Regions from separate parts of the Homo sapiens genome. Here region 2 is linked to region 1. A link is a loop called in an ENCODE intact Hi-C map of the cell type or tissue named here. Cell type or tissue: PC-3. All regions are shown on one strand. Each heading gives the region's core, and the rest is flanking DNA. Links, peaks and the distances in the headings are about the cores only.

Evidence for each region. Peaks named below come from ENCODE experiments on the same cell type or tissue, not always from the same donor. Only the 100,000 strongest peaks of a DNase experiment are listed, where the experiment ranks them.
Region 2: a loop joins it to region 1, with 2.6 times the contacts of the local background. A loop is called at or near these places in 16 of 110 quality-filtered maps.

What each region holds. Positions count from the first base shown.
Region 1 is chr21:15,734,077-15,737,008 of GRCh38, forward strand. All of the region lies in intron 1 of USP25 (ubiquitin specific peptidase 25), which reads left to right. Among named protein-coding and RNA genes, the nearest start is that of USP25, 5.6 kb to the left of the region's middle. In PC-3, for the core only: CTCF peaks have their summits at 1,468 and 1,673; no DNase peak of the experiment used is centred there; H3K4me3 peaks cover 884 bases.
Region 2 is chr21:15,057,546-15,060,477 of GRCh38, forward strand. The region is part of intron 1 of NRIP1 (nuclear receptor interacting protein 1); the gene reads right to left. Among named protein-coding and RNA genes, the nearest start is that of NRIP1, 6.0 kb to the right of the region's middle. RefSeq lists an enhancer at 1,348-1,397. In PC-3, for the core only: no CTCF peak of the experiment used is centred there; a DNase peak (open chromatin) is centred at 1,636; H3K4me3 peaks cover 2,500 bases; H3K27ac peaks cover 2,500 bases.

The DNA of each region.
Region 1 (2,932 bases), core at 102-2,601:
TTTAATGGTCCTAAGCAAGTGTTCTGTATAGGGAGAATAAAAAAGAAACAGTATAGAATGGAAGCAGAGGAATCTAACAGATCTACAGTCAACTTTCACTGAATTCCTCCAAAGATGAGGGTTAGGTGGGAAGGTTGTCATAGATTAGCCAAGTTCAAGAGTTAAAACTTGAAAAACAATGCAGACTGGATTCAGGGTAAATTTCTTACTTAAAATAACATGTATTTTCCAATTTAGGATTATCTAAGGTTATAAAACTATACCATGCAGCATTTGATAGTTAACATTACTTAAATCACTTTAAATGTTACTTAAAGGAGGCATTCTTTATTAGGAATCAGTTGATTATCTTATTATTAGTATAAGACTTGATTTGGGCAGAGAGGTTTCCAGCTGTTTATTCCTTTTCTTATTCTTTCCTTTTCACACCTACTTTTGACTTGTAGACTCACATTGTATCCAGTCTTTTAAATGAATTCACATCATTTCTAATAAATATTCTGTTGATTTTCTTCAATATTATATGTATACAGTCCATATCCTTTACAAATACTTAATATTCTGACCTCTTTCTTGTCATTATTTTTACCACTTATTACTTTAAGATGACAGAATGCTACTACAATTTATGTTAGTTTCTATTATATATTGTTTCCTTATAATATGGAAATTTTCTTACATTCCTAAGTTTTATAAATGTTTCAAAACTAGATTTAGATGTTGACTGTCATGTCTTTTTCTTTGCAGTGAATGATATTTTATGTCAGTAACATAAGAACCATTTGTACATACGATATATGAATATTTACTATATAATCCGTGTAAGGCGCTGTGCTGAGCCTTCTTACAAACTTTTTTCATTTAATCTTTCCAACCACCTTATGAAGTGAGTGCTATTTTTCTCCTTTCTTATTGAAGCTGAAGAAACAGTATTGGAGAACTAAAGCAACATTTCATCTCTAGTATGTATTAAGGGTTGGATAAACTCAAAAGTCATGTGATACACAAGCCCCTGCTCTTAACCACAATGTTGTATCGTTTTGGCTGTCCTTGAATTCCTGATAAAACCCCATTTGGTCATGTTGCTTTACTATTTTAAATATGTTTCTATATTTAATATAATAAATTTAAACCTAGAATTTGGTATACAATTGGCCTTCTGTATCCACAGGTTCTGAATCCATAGATTCAACCAGCTGTGGATTGAAAATATTCTGGAAAAAAAAAGCATTGTTGCATCTGTACTGAACATGTACAGTCTCATTTTGGTCATTATTCCCTAACAATACAGTATAACAACTATTTATGTAGCATTTACATTGTGTTAGGTATTATAAGTAATCTAGAAATGATTTAAAGTATGCTGGAGGATGTGTGGATGTGTAAGTTACATGCAAGTATTATACCATTTTATATAAGGGACTTTGACATTCGCAGATTTTGGCCTCTGGGGGTCCTGGAACCAGTTCTCCTTGGATTCTTTAATGAGATTGCTTACAAGGTTTGGTGTGCCCATGAGGGCTATTAAGATAAGGTTAGCTCATAAAATGATTAGAAGGCTTTCTGTGTTTTCCTGTGCTTTTGGAATTGTTTAGTGTAGGATTATGTTGAGTCATTCAAAATTGGTGGTGTATGATCTTTTTTGATTTGAAAAATTAGATAGCGTTCAACTGAGGTACTTGTTACTTTGAAGATTTGGTGAACATGACTGTATCAGGGCTGAGCTGCTCATTTAGAGCAAATTTTAGGTAAAGTTTCCAAATTTTGCTTATTGTCTTTTAAATTTTCTATCTTTTCTAGGGTCAAATTTTAAATTTTTTTAGTTCTAGAAAATTCTAAATTTCATTTAGGTTTCTGTATTTATTGGTCTAAAGTTTTGTCCTAAATCTGTGTGTGTGTGTGTGTATGTGTGTGTGTGTGTGTGTGTATGTATGTACATATATATATATGTATGTAGACATGCCATTTTTTTTATCCCTGCTTGTTTTGTCGTCAGTAGTGTTTGCCAGATGCTGATCTTATTTCCTGCTTTTTTTTTTGAGACGGGGTTTTGCTCTCTCACCCAAGCTGGAGTGCAATGGTGCAATCTCAGCTCACTGCAACTTCTGCCTCCCAGGTTCAAGCAATTCTCCTGCCTCAGCCTTCTGAGTAGCTGGGACTACAGGTGTACACCACCACGCCCAGCTACTTTTTGTAATTTTACTAGAGAGAGGGTTTCATCGTGTTGGCCAGGCTGGTCTTAAACTCCTGACCCCGAGTGATCAGCCTGCCTTGGGCTCCCGAAGTACTGGGCAGTTTCTCTTTGTATTTCTAATGGATTCAATCCAAACTTGTGTTTTTGTCTTTTAGAATTTAACCATGCACATGTGGTGATAACTGATAAATTTAATCTTTTTATTGTCATCTGATTATCCATTTATTAGTCTTGTTTTCTCCATTCAGTTTTGATGGATAGACCAAATTTTCATTGTATCACCACCCCCACCCTTGTCTTTAACGTTTTCTTTTCAATTTTGGCTCTTTTAATTTTAAACAAATATATTTTTATAATATAAAATTTTGATAATATAAAACATTAATAGCTTTTTTCGGTAACATAAAAAATTAACTTTTTTCTCCACCCATTTGCCCCAAATTAGGTAAGACATTTTAGCATGTTTTTTCTTATGGTATTCCTAGTTTTGTTGGGATAATATAGAATTGTAATTCTAGGTGATGAATTTTCTTAGTGTTGCAGATGCATTATTAGTAGCTAGTTTTTTTTAATTAACTATTTAATTTTAACTGTGTTTTTTGGTCTGTTGTATAATGCTTTTTGATGGTTTGATGCCACTCTGCTTTTTTTTTTTTTCCAGATAAGTTAACTCTCTGTGTTACCTTGTAAGATTTTACTCTTTGTTTTTAAGAGTTCAGAAATTTCACTTGCGTGTGT
Region 2 (2,932 bases), core at 100-2,599, 680 kb before region 1:
TCCCAGAGAGCCTGGTCTTGGAGAATCCAGGCTATGAGGCTTGCAAATGCTGCATGAGTTTTATGGCTACCAGGTTGGGAGCAAGGTTTTTTAACGGCTTCCTGAATGTCAGATGGCAACTGGTTTTTTCTTCAAACAATGGCATATTCTTTAAGAAAATCAAATTATCAATGAAATTTGCCATGTGACCACAGGCAAGTTAACTATTCTTGCATTTTTCAGACTAGGTTTCCTTATCTCTAAACTAGAGAAAATGATACCTACATGTCACAGGGGAACTGGAAGGATTAAAAGACAAAATGTGTGTAAAGCTTCCAGCACAATGTCTGGCACAAAACGGTTGCCCCAAAAAGTTCAATACTCTTCCTTTCCCTGCTCCCCCTCCCAACAAAACAGGAAAAGGCAACAGCCAAGTAACTAAACAACTTCTTAATATTCCAAGTTTCTACCCAATCATCTCTTCTTCTTTTAAAACCACAGGCTTGAAATCTTTACTGTTTACTGTCAACAACGGCATATACTGCTGTACAGTCAGAATTTTAGAATTTAGAAATCAAATATAACCCCCTTATTCAACAGATGCTGCCGGGGGAGATAAAAGGGCTTTCCTTTTATCTGTATCATCTTGATTTAGTAGCAGAACCTAAACTCGAAAAATAAACGTGGAATAACAGGAATACTATTTTTTAACATGTTTTTCAAAAATCAAACCTGAGCCTACATAACCCATTGTGCAAACAGTCCCTTTAGGAGAAAAACTGCAACTGTGATTAATTTCTCTCAAGAATATTTATTTCCCATTTGGAGAGTTTCACATGTTTCCAAACATATTTTCTTGATGTCCTCCATGTCATTGTGTATTCTCTCCTTCCCTTAATTTGTTTCTTTTCCAGTGTATAAATCTATTGCTCTATTATAGATTATTATAATATAAACTCATAAATTCAGGAATTTAAAAAAAATCTTTAAAAGCATGCTTCTCAGAAATCATTACACTCTGTTAAACACTTGCTATCTCTCAACTTCTAGATAGATTCCTCAAGAGAGAAGTCCTTTTTTCATTCTGAACTTCTAATTCTCAAATTTTGATTGTGTCCTGTTAGTTACCAAACACACCATTATACTACTACTCTCATTTCAATATTGTACATAAACGATTCCCCATCTTACTAATGAAATGCTTTTTTAAAGCAGTAACATATTTAACATGTGCACATGTTATGAAGAGTATAGGCAAACTCAACTATTAAAAACATGTAACTATAAGGAAAGCCATCTTAGACACTATATGTGACTACAGCTAAGCTTTTCTCTTAAGTATCTAAAGCAAATCACCAGACTTTTACATAGTACCCTCACATAGCTAGATAAGAAAGTAAAAGTAAAATAATGAAAGCAGACTCTAAACAGCAGAAGCTCCAAACTCCTTAGTTTCTCTGTTGTGCTCAATCCTTTAGCAAATTACAGGCCTGAAAACAAGGAGTAGCTCTATCACTTAACAAGTGACTAAGGAATGACTTTGTTAATTAGAAGTCCAAGGGTGAGAGGCTCCTTTCCACCAAAGCTCTGAATAAACATCAACATCAGGTCAACCAGAGTTGTCTTGGTCCCAGGAGTAGCTTAAGCGGATGACTCAAATTCCCAGCAGAATTCTAGTTTAATATTTATTGGAACTCCGAGCTTAGTCACACAGTGACTTGGAATTTAAGACACATGGGGTCTCTTCTTTCCATCCTTAAAGATATTTTTGCTAAGTGACACAAAGTTAAAGAGGCAAGATGGGTTTTAATTTAGAGTTTTTATTCCCTGAGGTGTAAGAAATTAAAATTTTATTTTCTGGGGAGAGTGAACCATACTAGCTCTGAATTTCAAACACAACTATTAACCCTGTCAGATAATTCTATTATCAAGTTTTACAAAACTGTTTACTATTATTATTTTTTTTTGCTACCCCAGCCCTATGTATTGAAAGTGGAAAGAAGGAAGGGAGGGAAGGAGGGAAGGAGAGAGGGAGAATGGATGAATGGATGTATGTCACAATCACCTTTCTAGCCAAAACTGCAACATATGCTGGAGTTCTTGAAATTATTTCAACCAAAAAAAGAATCACAGGACTCATAATTTGTTTAGCAGGTAATTATTTGCCCCATTATCTTCAAGAACAATCTATCTTAAAACTGTGTATAGCTTTTTAAGAAATCTTAATACTAAGAGGATCCTTTTTTTCATAACCCCAAAGAGTGTTTTCTTCCTCTATTTTTGAATTGCCAGCCTTCTCAATTCTTTAAATCTGATTCACATTATACTACTTTTAGAGTTCTAGGCTAAATGTTTATCCATAGCATGATTCAAGGTATTAATTTCAACAAAATACTAATATAATGATAAAATGTATCACATTTATTTTCAACTCTTTCCTATTCTTCTGATTTAAGAACTTAAAGAAAAATATTTTATGTTTCGGGTGCATTTTGATAAGCTAAAATACCACAACTTTTGTAATTCTTCATTTGTAATATTTGCAAGATAGTGTAGGGATCAATTTGAATTTCAAGGTTCATGATATAGAGTATGTACCATAACAGTGAGAAAAGTTAGTATAAATTCCTACTCATCTCAGTTTCTATATTTATTGCAACAAATTAAAACTGCATTTCATAACTCGTAGTAAAACAAAAGGAAAGTTCTGTTTTAAATAAACTCCAACCTTCAGAATCCTATACATTCAGTATCCATCAACCTGAACACTAAATTTCAAGAAAAAACAACAGATGGGCATCCATATAATAGTTTGCAAAGAAACCCTGATAAGACTTCAGGAGTTTCTGTGGTCTCTATTTTCCCCCTACCATGAATCATAGGTAATGTGCTTAAATAAAGCATTATTTCTGCAGTTATTTACATGTTTATCTTTATCAGAGATCCTATAAAA